Regions from separate parts of the Homo sapiens genome. Here region 1 is linked to region 2. The links are chromatin loops, found by intact Hi-C in ENCODE. Cell type or tissue: PC-3. All regions are shown on one strand. Each heading gives the region's core, and the rest is flanking DNA. Links, peaks and the distances in the headings are about the cores only. Region 1 has its middle 63 kb from the start of MIR1287. Region 2 overlaps PYROXD2 (pyridine nucleotide-disulphide oxidoreductase domain 2).

The links. A loop is a pair of places that touch in the nucleus more often than their neighbours do. Peaks named below come from ENCODE experiments on the same cell type or tissue, not always from the same donor. Only the 100,000 strongest peaks of a DNase experiment are listed, where the experiment ranks them.
Region 1: a loop joins it to region 2, with 2.9 times the contacts of the local background. A loop is called at or near these places in 9 of 110 quality-filtered maps.

Annotation. Positions count from the first base shown.
Region 1 is chr10:98,327,909-98,336,240 of GRCh38, forward strand. No RefSeq gene overlaps it. Among named protein-coding and RNA genes, the nearest start is that of MIR1287, 63 kb to the right of the region's middle. In PC-3, for the core only: CTCF peaks have their summits at 4,171 (motif pointing left) and 4,376; a DNase peak (open chromatin) is centred at 5,123; H3K27ac peaks cover 1,010 bases.
Region 2 is chr10:98,400,709-98,409,040 of GRCh38, forward strand. It overlaps PYROXD2 (pyridine nucleotide-disulphide oxidoreductase domain 2), which reads right to left. Exons shown (of 16, transcript NM_032709.3): 3 at 7,196-7,289; 4 at 6,874-6,947. Among named protein-coding and RNA genes, the nearest start is that of MIR1287, 9.6 kb to the left of the region's middle. RefSeq lists enhancers at 4,213-4,262, 8,304-8,332. In PC-3, for the core only: no CTCF peak of the experiment used is centred there; DNase peaks (open chromatin) are centred at 3,563 and 3,943; H3K4me3 peaks cover 1,465 bases; H3K27ac peaks cover 2,717 bases.

The sequences.
Region 1 (8,332 bases), core at 254-8,253, 73 kb before region 2:
GGACTTTTCCCTGGAGGATCAGTATGATCCAGTCTTCCCACAAGCCGCATGGTGCTCCCCCCAAAAGCTTCTGGAAAGCTTCTCTGCTCACCCCACTGCTCCCTTTCCTCTGAGTTCTAAGTTCTACTGGCCACAGAATGGCTCCCCAAGGCTTTGCTGCTGCTCAGCAGGACGCAGCACAGGGGATCTGTCCTTTTCAGGTTCCTGCCACAGTTCCTGTCTAGGAATCCACCTGCAGTGCAGGGTCTGGACTGGGAGGAGGGAGCAATGGCAAAAATGGCAGCCACCACCGACCCAGGGCCTAGCTTTCTGGCCCTGAGCACAGATTGGGAGAGAGCTCAGCTGTGATTGAAATGGCTTTGTCTGCCAACCTAGTGTACAGGGCACAGAGTGAGTCACACAGTTTAGGTCAACACAGGGCAGTGGCATGGTGTGGGCTCTGGAGCTGGACACAGGTGGGTTTGAGCTCTCTCTCCACATGGCTGTGAGGCTCAGGAAAGTCCTCTGAGTGCATCAGTCTTTTTGTGTGTACTAGAAGGCTGAGGAGTACCCGAAATAACACATGTGGCTCCTGAGTGTGGGGCCTGGCACATTGTTAGTGTATGCTCGGTAAGTGTTAGATATTTTTAGTGCCCATAACCCAAATCCCAGTGACTAAGATGCACATGTTCTTTCCTACTTGTCGTTAGGACATCCTAGAGATTCTAATCCTATGGGACAAGCTGGAGGCCCAGGACTCTCACCTGAGCTGAGGTCCTTGGCACAGGCTGGGACTGCACATAGGAGTGGAGTCTAATTTCCAGATGACTTAGGAGCTAGCTGAATGGTCCAAAGAATCAAGGCCAAATGGATAAGAACAAGAAAAAGAATCAGATCTTCCAGGAAGGATCTGTTACAGAGTGTATCAGTCAGCTTTTGCTGCATAACAAATAGCTGCAATATCTCAGTAGCACACTACACCAAGCATGTATTTTACTCATGAATCTGTGAGTTGTCTGGGGTAGCTCTGCTTCATATGGTCCCCAGGCTGAAGGAGCAGCAGCTACCCAGGAAAAGCTGTGCTCACGGCTGTGGCAGAAGCATGAAGGAGCAGGCAGAAGCTTTCCAGGCCACTTAAGGTTTAGGCTTGGAGCTGGCACACTCATTTCTGTTTCATTCTATTAACCAAAGCAAGTTACTGAGCCAAGCTAAAAATCAAAGAGCAGGAAAGTGGCTGGGCGTGGTGGTTCGTGCCTGTAATCCCAACATTTTGGGAGGCCAAGGCGAGTGGATCACTTGAGGTCAGGAGTTCGAGACCAGGCTGGCCAACATGGCAAAACCCCATCTCTACTAAAAATACAAAAAATTAGCCAGGCGTGGTGGTGCACGCCTGTAGTCCCAGCTGCTTGGCAGGCCGAGGCACAAGAATCACTTGAACCCCAGGAGGTGGAGGTTGCAGTGAGCCGAGATTGTGCCATTGCACTCCAGCCTGGGCAACAGAGCGGGATTCCGTGCCCCCTGCCCCGCAAATAAAAGGAAAGTATACTCTGCCCATGTGGAGGCTACAGCAAGGATGTTGTTACAGGGAGGGGTGAAGAATTGCAGTCTCCAATTTGACCTTTCACTTAAAGAGTGAACCCTAGTGGATAGGAGTAGATGTAGGAGGCAGAGAGATCCCCGAAGAAACAGAGACCAAAGAAGGTCTGCAGTGGGGCTTAAGGAAATGTTAAGTGAGCAGAACTGCTTCAGGTAGAAACAACAGTGTCCACTTCCATGGGTCCCAGGGCACTACCACGAAGCCCCACTGGCCAGGACCTCTCCATTTCACTTTATCAGTTGCCAAGTGGGCTGGCATAAAAGTGGAATGGCTCGCATCCTTGTAGGGAAATCGCCCAGCATTATATCAGAAAGAGGCTGTATTTGATCAGAGACTTACCAGGACTTCAGGTATACCGGAAAATGACTAAGTGATATCACTGTGTAACAATTCATTCCTTAAAATTTCCATGCCTCTCAGGCAGGCCAAATGTACCCAAATGCATCTTAAAATGGCTCTTAAAGTGCACTTGCCTGAAAATGCCAGGAGGGAACCTGGTATTGGTGAAGGGGATTATTAATTACTAAGGTAGGCATGGCTTTAAAGAGATGGCCTAGGGGTCATGATCATTGTTTTTTTATTTGTGATTTGTATTCCTCTTAACTTCCAAACAAATTTGAGATGACTGACAATTAAAAATATGGGCCCCAGGACAGCAAGATTAAAGATAAAATATCGAAAGTCATAGGGATGAAGGGAAGAAATGATTAAACCAGAAACCTTGCAGAAGATAGTTACTGCAATTGCACATTAAATTGAGCTAAAGCGAAAGGGAAAATATGATGAGTTATTGGATAAAGGGAAGTATAGCTATTTGTCAGGAGAGCCAAACTTTTCCCTGACACTCAATGTGAGCACAAATTTATCATGAGAAACTCAATAGAGGGGGACAGTGAGGCCCGTAACAGACGTTCTCCTCCAAGACTCCTGCAGAAGATGCAGAAGCATTCTTCAGACGGTCATTTATTGTATCGACCCTGGATAAAAGCTGAGGTCTTCGGGATGAACCCTTCTAGATTTAATATAGCCCCAGCTAATGGCTTATAGATTGTTGAAGAGACAGGCCCAGTTAGAGCGTTAGAAGGTCAGCCCTGGAGCAAAGGGCAAACACTGGGAGTGACGTGTGGCTTTCCTCCTGGAGCCAGGCTGAGAAAGGACTCCCGGATGGGCACCGTATGGCCCACATCCTCCTGGAAGCAGGATCGCTAAGCAAGGCAGAGTCCTGAGTGGGTGAAGGGCAAGAAAGCCCTTAGTATAGGAAGAAACGTGAACAATCAGGCCACAAAATGGACTACAACCATCACATTTCATTTATGTGAACAAAACATATATGCAAAGAGAAAACACTAAAAGGAAAATCACCAGCATGTTAATAGTGGTAAACTCTGGGTTGTGGGAACTTGGAGGATTGTTTCTCCTTATAATTTTCTTTACTTTTTAATCTTCTAAGATTGATTGAGCTGGTATAATTTTATAAACAGAAAAAAAAGAGAAAGAAAATTTCTTTCCTAAATCCTGTTTCTGAGGTCTTTAAATTGTGGAGAGGAATCACTAGCAATGGTCCGTGTCTTCCTGAACAGACATCCTTCCAAGCAGGTGGGAATAAGACGTTCAGAGCCATGGAAATCTTCATTCCTGTTTCTGCTTCTCTGACAAGCTACTAAACCTAACCCTTCCCTTCTGCATCGTGTGGTTTCACAGACGGTAAAGAAGACGTGGAGGAGCTTGGCAGCTGTGACCCCTGATCATAAGAACATTTTGCTTTATTGGCACAGCTTCTCTGGCAGGAAAACTGGCAATATGTGGCAAAACCTTAAAAACGTGCCTGCCCTCACTACGTTGATTTTACATATGGAAACTTATTCTAAGGAAATAATCATGGCCACATGGGAAGATTGAGCTGTAAAGATATTCTTTACTGCATTATCTGTACAGCAAAATGTGGGGAAACTCACTCCCCATTTAGCAAACCTAAATCTTCACCATTAGGGATGTAGTTAAATAAATGGTGGTCCTAAGGAACACAGTACAACCTTCACAGAGGACGGTTTGGCAGGATGCCTAGTGGCAAGGGGCTGTTTTATGGGCCTCTGTTAAATAAAAAGTGCAGGTTTCAAAAGCTCATGTGCAGGACCTTTCTATTCTTGGAAAAAGGAAAAATGTATATATCAGTAGGATTATAGATGATTTTCATTTCTCCTCCCTATTCCTATTTCTGGTTTACCTGCATTTGCTAAATTTTCTATTATGACTTTTTTTTGGTAATTAACAAAATGAAAGAAAATGCATTTTTTTTCAAAGTAGTACTATTTCATAGTTCTGTTTTCTGGAGGAAGATTAAAGGAACACTCGTAATGTTGGGATGATCTTTAAGGACCCCATTGGGAAGAGGCTTGCCCTGTTTCAGGATAGGAAGTTGGAGCTGAACAGGATGAGGCATCTCTGGGCCATTTGTCTCTTCTGTCCTTTAATTTGTGTCCCTCCCTGGGTTTGAAGCAATTTGCATGAGAGCGCAGCACGTCCGCCCTTCCCTCCTCTCTCTCCTGCTCCTCGGGTAGGAGATGATTATGGGGCTTGCTCTGAGACAGTGGCATGTGGGTGATGCCCCCTACTGGAGGTGGAGAATGCCAGGAAGCAAGAACAAGAACAACAATCGCCAACCCTGATGTCAGGCTAGCTTTTGAAAGATGACATGTTCTTCTCAGGGAAGACCCGCTTTAAGAGACAGGGACCCAAAGCAGTGCCCCTGCATCTTGTGTGTACCCTCCAGGAGATTTGTTTGGCTTTTTGCTATTAAGTTCAGCCCTTTGAAAATTCATCCCGGTTCAATTTCTTCCCATGTTGCTCCTCTTTGTAGACAGGCTAAGACAGACGAACATTTTTCTTCTTGGTCTCCCTAGGTTATAAGCCACAAAAGTGAAAGGATGTGTCTTCAAGAGAAAAGAATACATTGGGCATGTCACAAATATTACCAGGCCTTTGTGCCATGAGATTAAGGGATGTCTGGTTGAAATAAAGACAGGCAGGAAAAAATGTCATAAGAGTGAAAGAAAGAAATCACAGGCGACAGGAGTCCTGGATTTGAAGAGACCCAAATGAAGCTGGTGACATGTCTCCTTGTTAGAATGGTTCTTACAGTGTGGCCTGGGGATGTGGATGGGACACATGGGTTCTCCATGTGTTTTACAGAAAGGAAGGGAACAGGTCTATATGGAGGTCTTCTGAATGCGGGCCGCTTTGCACGTGCCATCTCACCAGGCTTCCTACAGCCATGGGAAATAGCTGCTGTCCTCCACACCCCATAGGAGAAGAGACCAAGGTTTAGAAAGGCTGAGTAACTTGCCTGTAGCCATGCAGCTAGAAAGTGGAGGGATCTGAATGTGAACCCATCACTGTCTGACTCCGGAGACTGAACTCTTTCTGCAGTACTAGGTCCATCTCCCTTGGTGTCAATATTGATAACATGACTAAAGCAGAGGAAAATGCTTAGCCCGATACTTTTGGCCTTGGCATGAGACAAACAGCTCCAACTGTTTGCCAGAGGCACTTAATTCTAAAGTTTTAAATGCTTTCTGTTTCCGGCATGAATCAGTTGTTTGCTTTTAACATTGTAAACAAAGGGTTACTTTATAGTCTCTTACCAAAGCAGTATCGGGTGCTCATTTATTCTCGTGAGAGATTTTAAAATTTGTTTTATTTGGTTTGGTGTTTTGCAGCAGTCAGCAGAAGAGGGGGATGTGCTTGGTTCACTGAAGTGGATAATGGCTAGAACTTTTTAGGAGGCTCTGCTCAAACAGGGGAGAAGAGCTCCCTGCTCTTTATCAAGAGTCTGGTGGGCATGGATAGCAATTCCAGCACTTTGTGGTTTTATAAACACATTTTAAATATTTATATTGAAGCACTTTCAAACTTACAGAAACATTGCAAGAAAAGTATAAAAAACTCCCATATCCATGTATTCAGATTCCTCAGTTGTTAACATTTTACCCCAATTGTTCCATTGTCTTCCCTCTCTCTATATACATCAACCCATTAGCATTAGTCTCTTTCAGAACTTTCGAGAATAAGTTGTGGACCTGATACCCCATACCTTTAAATACTTCACCACATCAAGGACATTCTCCTACATAACAATCACAAACCTTCCAAATCCAGAAAAGATGCTGATACAACATGACCATCCAATTCACAGACCTCATTCAGAATTTGCCAACATTTCCCATCAATGAATTTCCGATCAGTGTTTCTTTTTTTCCTTCTTTCCTTCCTTCTTTCCTTCCTTCCTTCCTTGTTTCCTTCCTTCCTTCCTCCCTCCCTCCCTCCCTTCCTTTCTTCCTTCCCTCTCTCTTTCTCTTTTTCTTTCTTTTCACATGGTTCCAATCCAGGATCATATGCTACTTTGATTGTCATGTTTATTTCCTTTCAATATGGAACAGTTTCTCAATCTTTCCTTATCTTTCTTGACCTTGACATTTTATGAAGAGTACAGATTTCTCGTTGTTTTTTTCCAGTGCTTCCAGTGCCTCGTGCTCAGGCTGTGCATTTTGATGGAACATCACAGAAATTAGGGCTCTTCTCAGTGCATCTCATCAGGACACGTGATACTGACCCTTCACACCACTGGGATGTGATCCTTGAATGTCTGCTGGTCACGGTGTCTGCCAGACTTCTCTACCATAAACTCACCATTTCCCTCTTTGTGATTGACAAGTATTTGGTGGAGAGATATTCCAAGGCTACACCAATATCAGGGGCTGGGTAGAGGATCAATGAACATGATATTGGCAGAGCCTCTGAGTATCTCCCCACCAATTACTATGCCTGTTAATGCCTTTATTTACAACCTCAGTGATTGTTGCCAAATGGTGATAATTGATTTCCACCATTCCGTCTGCATTTATTTGTTGATATTTCATGGCAAAGAAGAGCCATCTCTTCTGATTTACTTATCTACCTATCTACTTACCTATCTACCTATGCATGTCAGTATAGACCAAGCTTGTCCAACCCACAGCTCACTAGCTGCATGCGGCCCAGGATGGCTTTGGATGCGGCCCAGCACAAATTTGTAAACTTTCTTAAAACATTATGAGATTTTTTTTTTTGCAATATATATTTTTTAGCTCATCAGCTATCATTAGTGTTAGTGTATTTTATGTGTGACCCAAGACAATTCTTCTTCCAATGTGGCCCAGAGAACCCAAAAGATTGGGCACCCCTGGTATAGAAAATGAATTGTAACCCATGAATACCATTATTTATTTCGGTGCTCAGTTGTCACAGATTTGACTAATGAGCCCATTCAAGCTGCCTCCTGTGTCCTTTTGACAGGTCTACATCGTTCTTTGACATAAAGAATATCAAAGAACTTTCTGGAACAAGATGCTCCACCCTTGTCTTGTACTTTTCTTGCCTCAGCCCTGGAATCAGTCATTTCTCCAAGAAGCTCTGGTTCCTTTTAGTGGAGGGTGGTGTTTAGAAACCAAACACTGGATGCTCCCTCCTCCTGGAGTGCTATTGTTTTCTAGGCCCTCTTGGCAGGCAGAGCTAGGAATTATATGTGTGTATATATGTGCACACACTCACTGTGTAGTATATATTTATATGTATGAATACACATAAACACATCTATCTATCTATCATCTATCATCTATCTATCTGATCACAAGGTTACATTGACACTTTTAATTACAATCTTATCACCTCAGGATTCTTTCTATTTTCCCCCTTTCCATATATGTCAATCCCTTCTCCAATGGTGAAAAACCTAGCTCCAATTAACCTCAATTTATTTATTCCTTCAGTCAGTCCCCCTAATGTAACCCAGGTCTTGACGATGCCAACTGGCTCTGAGTCCCTGGCCCTGCCACTGCCATCCAGCTCACAGCCACTTCCAGGGCCCTGGCCCTGCACCACCTCTAAGGAAAAAAAAGAGAAAGGAAGAGGGAGAGGAGGAGGAAGAGCAGCTTGAAGCCTTGATCATTTTCTTTGGGGTCTTTCTGTCTTGTTTTCTTGTGTAGTTAACACAATCTGGAGCCACCATTGTTTGGGACCACACTTACTCCCAGGCTATGCAGAGAGGACATACTTTTTTTTTTTTTTTTTCTGTAAACAGAGTCTTGCTCTGTTGCCCAGGATGGAGTACAGTGGTAGGATCATGGCTCACTGCAGCCTTGACTTCCCAGGGTCAAGTGATCTTCCCACCTCAGCCTCTTAGGTAGCTGGGACTACAGGCACACGCCATGCCAGCTAATTAAAATTTTTATTTTTAATGTTTTTATTTTTTTTAGAGACTGGGTGTCTATATATTGTCCAGGCTGGTATTGAACTCCTGGGCTCAAGCAATTCTGCCTTGGCCTCCCAGAGTGCTGGGATTACAGGTGTGAGCCACCATGCCTTGCCTGGATCTATTTTTATACCAAAAGATTCCTGTCCCCTCCACTCTTCCAGGTCATTGGATGTGTGGGGGGGAGGGGCAGTCAAGGTATTGGTAGGTCAGCAATTGGCTTGATCCTTTCCATCAAGGATTGGAGCTGAGGGTGGTAGAGACTCTGGGCCACGAAGTCGGGCTTGAGTGAATGGCACATAGTCTGGCCCGAGGCAGCCACTTCCGCCACGGCACACGGGAGGAGGGACCCCTTGCAGAGAGCACAGAGGCATGGCACACAGAATGCCGCCAGCTTTTGTGGGCCCTGAAGCTTGTACAACTTGTGGATCCTCTTTAAGAAAAACAATGTGAACATGAGTTACATGAGT
Region 2 (8,332 bases), core at 276-8,275:
TTACAATGGTTACCTCACAATAACTTTGTAAGTACAGTCTTGCATCACTTAACGATGGGGATATGTTCTGAGAAATGCATTGCTAGACAATTTCATCACAGTTTGAGCATCACAGAGTGTACCTACACAAAACTAGATCTGATAGCCTACCACACATAGGCTGTGGGGTGTAGCCTGTTGCTGCAAACCTGCACAGAATGTTACTGCACTGAATACTGGAGGCAACTGTAATCCAATGGTATTTGGGTATCTAAACATGTCTAGGCTGGGCACAGTGGCTCGTGACTGTAATCCCAGCACTTTGGGAGTCCAAGGCGGGCAGATCAGCGAGGTCAGGAGTTCGAGACCAGCCTGGCCAATATGGTGAAACCCCGTCTCTAGTAAGAATACAAAAATTAGCCGGGCATGGTGGCACGCACCTGTAGTCCCAACTACTCGGAAGGCTGAGGCAGGAGAATTGCTCGAACCTGGAAGGCAGAGGTTGCAGTGAGGCAAGATTGCCGCCACTGCACTCCAGCCTGGGTGACAAAGCAAGACTCTGTCTCAAAAAAAAAAAAACAAAAAAAAACAAACATAGAAAAGGTACATTAAGAATATGGCATAAAAGGTAAGAAAAATGATACTGTATAGAGCCCTCATGATGAATGGAGCCTACAGGACTGGAAGTTGCTCTGGGCGAGTGAGTGGTGAGTGACTGAAGGCCCAGCACATTGCTGTACACTACTGCACACTTTATAAATATAGTACACGTAGGCTACACTACATTTATTAAAAAATTTTCTTCAGTAGGTTAGCTTACTGCAAACTTTTAAACTTTATAAACATTTTAATTTTTAAAACCTTTTTGATTCTCTTAAAAAGACACTTGGCTTAAAACACAAACATTGTACAGCTATATAAAATATTTTCTTTATATCCTCATTCTATAAGCTTTTTTCTGTTTTTAAAATTTTTTATTTTTATTTTTTACTTTATAACCTTTTTTCGCTAAAAAGTAAAATGCAAACACACACATCAGCCTAGGCCTACACGGGGTCAGGATCATCAATGTCACTGACTTCCACCTCTACATCCTGCCCCACTGCAGGGTCTTCAGGGACAGTAACACGTGGCACTGTCATCTCCTAGAGAGCAATGCCTTTTGCTGGATACCTCCTGACAGACCTGCCTGAGGCTGTTTGACAGTGAATTTTTTAAATAAGGAAAAGGAATACTCTCTAAAATAATAATAAAAGTATAGTATAATAAATACATTAGCCAGTGACAAAGTCATTTACTATCAAGTATTATGTACTGTATATAATTATATGTACTAGACTTTTTGACAACTGGCCACACAGTAGGCTTATCACCACAAACACATGAATAATATGTTGCAGTGCAACTATGGCATCGCTAGGGGACGGGAATTTTTTCAGCTCCATTGTAAGCTTATGGGACCACCACTGTATATAGTCTATCGTTGACCAACATGGTGGCACATGGCTGTCTTATTATCCTCATTGTACAAAAGCAACACGAGAGGCTCATAGGAGTTAAATAATTTGTCCCAGGTCACTTTAGGAGGTAGGTCTGGGTTTCAAAACCACAGCTCTGTAACTGCAAAGCCCCAGCTCTCAGCACCGGTCTGTAACTGCCCCACTTCAGAAATAAATAATTAAATTTAGAAAGACACAATCAAGCAATGGTTATGTGAAAATCTATACTTACAAGGTAGATAAATTATTCACATCAGAACATTTTATTTACTTTGCAGACTCATTTACTCCAGGGTCACTTTAAATGGAAGTTTCTTTGATGCATTTAAAATATGATTTGATTTACAAATATTTGATTAGCACACAGAATTTTCCAAGAGCACATCCACTTCTTCAAAGCAGGCACAGATAAAACAAAAGGGGCCTGTGCCGCCTCCAGTTTCTGCTGTCGAGAGGCTTCCTTCTCCAGATCCGTGGCCTGCAACCTCACGACTCGAGGTCTTGGCTGGAATGCCACCTTATCAGCCAGGCCTCCCCCGCACTCCCTGCCCCCTCACCCTGCAATATTTTTCTCCAAAGCACTTGTCAGCACATGGCTAATCACATATTTAGTGTTTTCATTGTCTCCCCAAGTAGAATGTAAGCCCTGTGAAGTCAGGGGCATTGTCTGTTTTGTTCACCGCTGTACCCTCCGCGTGTAGACACAGTGTAGTTAATAAGCATTCCGTCGACTCTGAATAAATGAATGCTAGGTTGCAGACAAGGTATGGCCCCAGAGGAGAGAAATGAGATCGGAGAGTAGACGTTTTAGAAAAGCACGAGGAAACCAAAAACAGGCTTTTCCAACAATTACCGCTGGAGTTGCTCCACACTGGAGATGCTCCAGGCGGGCAGGCTCGCCGCAGCTCTGGACACTCTGTGGAGGAGATTTCCGATGCTGGCGGGGGCCGGGGCCAGGAGACGGCTGGGGTCCCTCCTATCCCTAAGATGGAGACATTCTTTATTCTAAGCTAGAGAAACTTCCAGCTTCGTTCTTCTTAATGTAGTAAACTCACTCATACCCAGGAGGCATCCTTAGTCTCTCTCCTGGTCATCCTTGACATCCCATCCGCTGCCTCCAGAATCTGTGCGCGTCTCTCCAAGCCGCCATTTTGGGAACCGCTGCAGCGGCGGCCTAGTGCTCCACATGCGACCCCCTCCTGTTTCCTCCGAGTCCTCACCAGCCAGCAGGTGGGCTGACCTTTGTAAAGTCACAAATCCTAGCAGTGAACTTCCTGATCACACACCTCACTGGCTTCTCGCTGCACTTGGATAAAATGCAGTCCTGCCCCTCCCACCCCCATCTGGTGCTCTCTGCCTGTCTGCTCTGTCCACACTGACCTGCCCTCTGCTCACGCCTGCCTGGGTGGGTCCTTCTCTTCTTCCCTCTGACTGGAGACTGCTTAGATGTCCACATGGCTGCTGCTGGTGACCTCTTGGTACCTGAATACCAGCTCAAATGTCACCTCCTTGAGGAAGATGTCCTTCCTGGTCACCATCTAGGCTGGAATCTCCACTCTCTTTCTCTAATGCTGCCTTCTTTTCTTTTCTTCTTGGCACTCTCCCTGAAGTTCTCTGCCTAAGAGCAGTGTCCTTGCCTTCCTAGTTCACTGCCGTACACCCAAGGGCTTCTCTCAGTGCCTGGCACATAGCAGGTGCTCAGAAACATGGACTGAATGAACGAATAAACCCTCCAAATCAGGGACCTAAGAGGAATCCAAAAGTTATTTTAAGTATAACTAATTGACTATGAATCACTTTTCATTTGATTCATAATGAAACCTAAATGGAGGCTCTTCTAAATGGAGGCTCTGTCATTCTTAATGGTGTTAAATCAAATTTAGCTTAAAGCTGCCTCCTTAAATACTTTAAGCTCAACCTAAAGGTTTCTCTGTTCCTAGTGAACTATAACCTAGAAGGAGGCGTAAACAGACTGTAACCTACTTCTGTGTCAATCGCCGAGTTTTGGCCAATCAAAGGGGACCAACTGTTTAAACTGCGTTCAAATAAGGCAAACACTGAGCTGTAACCAATCCAGCTGTTTCTGTACCTCAATTCCATTTTCTGTACATCACTTTTCACTTTCTGTCTATAAATCTTCTTCTACCATGGAGCTGTGCTGGAGACTGTGAGCATACTCCAGCTCGGGAGCCTGATTCATTTATGAATCATTCTTTGCCCAATTAAACTCTATTAAATTTAATTTAGTGAAGGTTTTTCTTTTAACAATAGGTTTAATTATGTGGAGTCTGAATGAGAAGGGGAATGTTAAATAACCATCAGATTATATCCACAAGATTTGTTCGGATTATGAAGCTTTTTTCTTAAAAAACAGAAAAAAAACCCAAAAAAACAAAATGAAAGCAAACCCTTCTTTTATTTACCCCATGAGAGTTCTCAGCATGCACAGTCATCCTGGGTGGAAATTGTTGGAAAGGGTGTGTGTGTGTGAAGGGTGTATCTGTGTGTGTGTCTAAAGGACCAGAGATACAAGAGATTTAAAGGGTGTGGTTCTCAAAGTTATGTTCTGGGGGCCTCCTCTTTCAGAATGACCTGAGAATGCCATAAAAACGACCGTTTCTGGGCCCCACCACTGCCACAGAATCAGACTCGTGAGCAAGAACCCCTGGGGTTTCCCCAGCAGTTTCCCCAGCAGTTTCCCAGGTCATACTTTGTGGCCCTGCAAATTAGAGCCCTACCTTAGAGAGATTTCCAGGAGAAAAGCAAGAGCAAAATGAATAAGGCTGAGTGAGACCCAGAAGGTCAGTGAGGGAGGGGAGGGAGGATGGGATTGCCTCTGGCAGTGAGGTCAAGGCTGGCCCAGGGGGAGATGGGGAAGGTGGCTTATGGCTGAAGGGGATGAAAAGCCCCCCTCCACACCCCCTTCTCCACCAGTGCAAAGGCTCTGCCCTTCCAGCCTGGATTCCATCATCCAGCGCAGGGCCGCTGCAAAAGCAAACTCATTTACTAGGTGGATGGAACCGGGAGGTGATCCAAGTCAGTGCTCGCATTGACAGCTGTGGAAACTAACACCCAGGAAGGGGAGGCAGGCCCTGGTGGGGACCACAGCGGGTCAGTGGAGGGTGCTTTGGCTCAAGGAGGGGAGGAGGGGCAGTGGTGCCAAAGCCAAGCCTCTCACTTTAGTTGAGGGCTCACTCTAATTGGATACAGCCTTATAAGTGGCAGGGTGGGTGAGTAGTCTCCAGCCATGGGTCTTTCTGGAGCCTCAGTTTTCTCAAGTGCCAAATGGGGGTAATAATAATAGCGACAAGTACTGAGCCCTCTGTGCACCAGGCACTGTGCTGATGTGGCCTTAGGAGGCAGCTGCTGTTACTATTCCCTCTTACAGATGAGGAAAAGAAGGCACCACGTGGTGAAATCACGCAGCTGGTGAGCTGTGGAGCAGGGAGGCAGACGCAGCCGGCCGGTTTCCAGCAGCTCCAGTCTCAGCCTCTGTGCACACTGCGCTGGAGCTGCCAGGGGCACTCTATCACCACGTTCACCGCAAAGTACCAAGAGCCAGAGACGTGTGAGTCTGGGCGGTATTGGTACCAAGAGGCCTGAGCGCATCATAGCTCAAGAACAAGGAGTAGGAGACAGTCAGGCCTTGGCTTGAATTCTCCATCACTTTCTAGCTGTGTGAATTTAACCCCTGAACTTTAGTTCCCTGATTATAACATGGCTCTTGACTTACAGGTAAGGATCAATTGAGATAGAACATTAAGGTCATAGCCCAAGATGTGATGCTGGTAAAATAAACGCTCTCCATTATAGTTTTGGAAAGACAATATTCCTGGAAGGAGTTTAGTTGTCCTCCTGTCAATGCCCTCCAGGCTGTCAATGTCCTGTTAAAACAAGGTGCTCCAGATGGGGTGAGTCCTGCGTATCACACAACAGGACTGCTTTCTCCCTGCTCTGAGCTCCATACTCCTATTACTGCAGCCCAAGGCAGAGGTTAAAGCATCTACTCAGTTCACTTGGGAGCTTCTAGTTCAAGGAACACTATGACAAATACCATTTCAAATAAGTAACGTTTTTTAAAGAAAGAGAATAATCAAGTGAAAATGTCCATTCTGTGATTCTTAGTCTCTTAAATCAGGTTTGCCAAAAGGAGGGTCCCTGCTCCCCAACATCTGCCACTATGAATAAGTGGTGCATTTATAAACTGCCTGCTGCTATGGTCTGCTCTGGACTGGAGACCAGCGACCCATCCCCAGGCCTGGCTAGATTTCATCCAGTCCTGGTACCAGGATGCACATACTCTGTTTCAGTGGCTTGAAGAACTCTCTACATGAACCAGTTAGAGCAGCCAAAGAGCTGTGAACAACAGCTGGACATCTTACTAGTTTAAAATTTTGAATTTAGAGCAAAGATGGCACCAACGTGGCCGGGTGCGGTGGCTCACGCCTGTTAATCCCAGCACTTTGAGAGGCTGAGGCAGGTGGATCACGAGATCAGGAGATCAAGACCATCCCGGCTAACACGGTGAAAGCCCTTCTCTACTAAAAACACAAAAAATTTGCCTGGCGTGGTGGTAGCGCCTATAGTCCCAGCTACTCAGGAGGCTGAGGCAGGAGAATGGCATGAACCCGGGAGGAGGAGCTTGCAGTGAGCTGAGATCGCGCCACCGTACTCCAGCCTGGGCGACAGAGCCAGACTCCGTCCCAAAAAAAAAAAAAAAAAAAAAGATGGCACCAACGTGAGTGGCAGCTGCAGATAGCACCAAGAACCCTTTTCTCTGAGTGGTGAGTGACAGTGGCACTAAGCAGGTAGAAGCCAATCAGCCTCAAGAATGTGGTGACGCGGTTTATAAGACAGTGGGGGTGAAGGAAGGTGAAAGGGTGGGGGGCAGGGTTGGGCCAGGTTGTGGACAAAGGTCAGCAGACTAAGAGAGGCAAACAGCGCCAGATGAGACTCCCAGGAACCTTCCAAAAAGCCCGGGAGCCAGAAAAGTCCCCAGGCCCCACTTCCTGCTCCAGCTGCCAAGAGAGGGAAGCAGCTCTCAAGTTCAATGAGGGCAGAAATCGGGCTCATGTCCCAAGGCAGCTGTAAGCTCAGGCGCCCAAGGCTTCAGATAGGTGTCCCACGTGGGCCTGAGGGTGAAAAAGCTCATTCTTCAAAAGAAGTCTGATTTTTGGATGAAATTTCCCACTTTTCAAGACACTACATGGACGAGACAAAACCCATCTGTGGGAATGCAGCAGGGAGACCACGTGGGATACACAAGACTTGGGTGGAAGAGGGAGCCCTCAGGGGCGGGCATCACCTCGGGCACAGAACAGGGACCCCCCACACAGGTTGGGAAGATGGAACTGCCTCCTCCCTCCGTGCAATCGGGCCGGCGGGGGGGCCCTACCTTCAGCTCCAGATCAGTGTAAATCTGCGGCCTCAGCAGGCTGAGCAGGTAGGACGCGCGGGAGAACTTAAACCCTGAAACCGAATCCGATGAAGACTGTCACCAGGGGTCACCAGGGATGAGGACCGTCACCAGGGGTCAGCAGGGATGGAGACCGTCACCAGGGGTCAGCAGGGATGGAGACCGTCACCCGGGGTCAGCAGGGATGGAGACCGTCACCCGGGGTCAGCAGGGATGGAGACCGTCACCCGGGGTCAGCAGGGATGGAGACTGTCACCCTGAGTCACTGCCCTCCACTCCCCCATGCCACATCAGAGCTCACCTGGGATGATCTCCTCAGTGACAGCTGCACCCCCGATCACATGGCGCCTCTCGAAGACGGCGGTGTTCACCCCCAGTCTCTGCAGGTACGCTGCCTGGGAAGTGGGGCAGCACACAGGGCCCTCCCTTTATCCCTCTGAAATGTCAGGGCTCCCTCGGGCTGACCCGCAGACTAAGGTCCTCACTATAGGCCAGTATGGGCCACACCCCATGGCCTCCCTGCCCCGCTCATGCTGTTCCTGCCTCTGGGAATGCCCTTCCCTGTGCTTCCCTTTCCACCCTCGCCTTTTCTAGATGTCCTCTAAGATCCGACAGGCCTGCTCCCGCCCCTCCACTTCCCAGCTGAAAGTGGTCTTCCCTCCTTAGAGGCCTGGTGCCTCGGGGACTCACGCTGCTTCCTGCCACCCTGCCCTGGGATGTCGCTCTCCTCCAGGCAGGGAGCCAGCCTCATTTCTCCTACAAGCGCAGCACAGTGAGGTGGAACTTGTGAATGCTGACCCTTCCACCCAGGTTCAGTCCCTCGTTCTCTCTCTGCTGCTGCAGCCTCAGTACCTGATCCGTCTGGCCTCAGTTTGTTCACATGCAAAAGTGGGGCTGATGAAAGTAGTCCCGGCTTTACCCACTTCATAAGGCTGCTGTGAAGATTAACTGAGCTGGTTCCTAGACAGGGTTTAAGTGGTCCCTGGCACAGAGAATGTACTCAGTAAATGAAGCGGTTCATAGCAGAGCTTTATTTTGGGAGAACAAATGATGCAAGGATTTCTATTAATTTTTTTCTAGCACTTAGTGGAAAAATCAATAAATATTTGTTGAACCAAACTGGTCATGAATCTACCGATCTAAAATGCTGGCCCTGTGACCACAGGAATGGTGCCATGCAAAAGTCGGACTTTTCAAAAAGCTCACTTGGCAGCTATTATGTGCCAGAAGCAGTGAGTACATTGTCTTGTTTAATTTTTCCCACCAGCCAAGAGGTAGGTACTATGATTCTCCCATTTTACAGATGAGAAGACTGAGGCCCAATGAGGTTAACAGCTTGCCTCAGGCTCACAGAGCTGATGAGTAGAGGTGTTGGGAATTGAAACCAGACAGCGTGAAACCAGCATCTATCCTCCTAACATAACCTCCTATCATAACC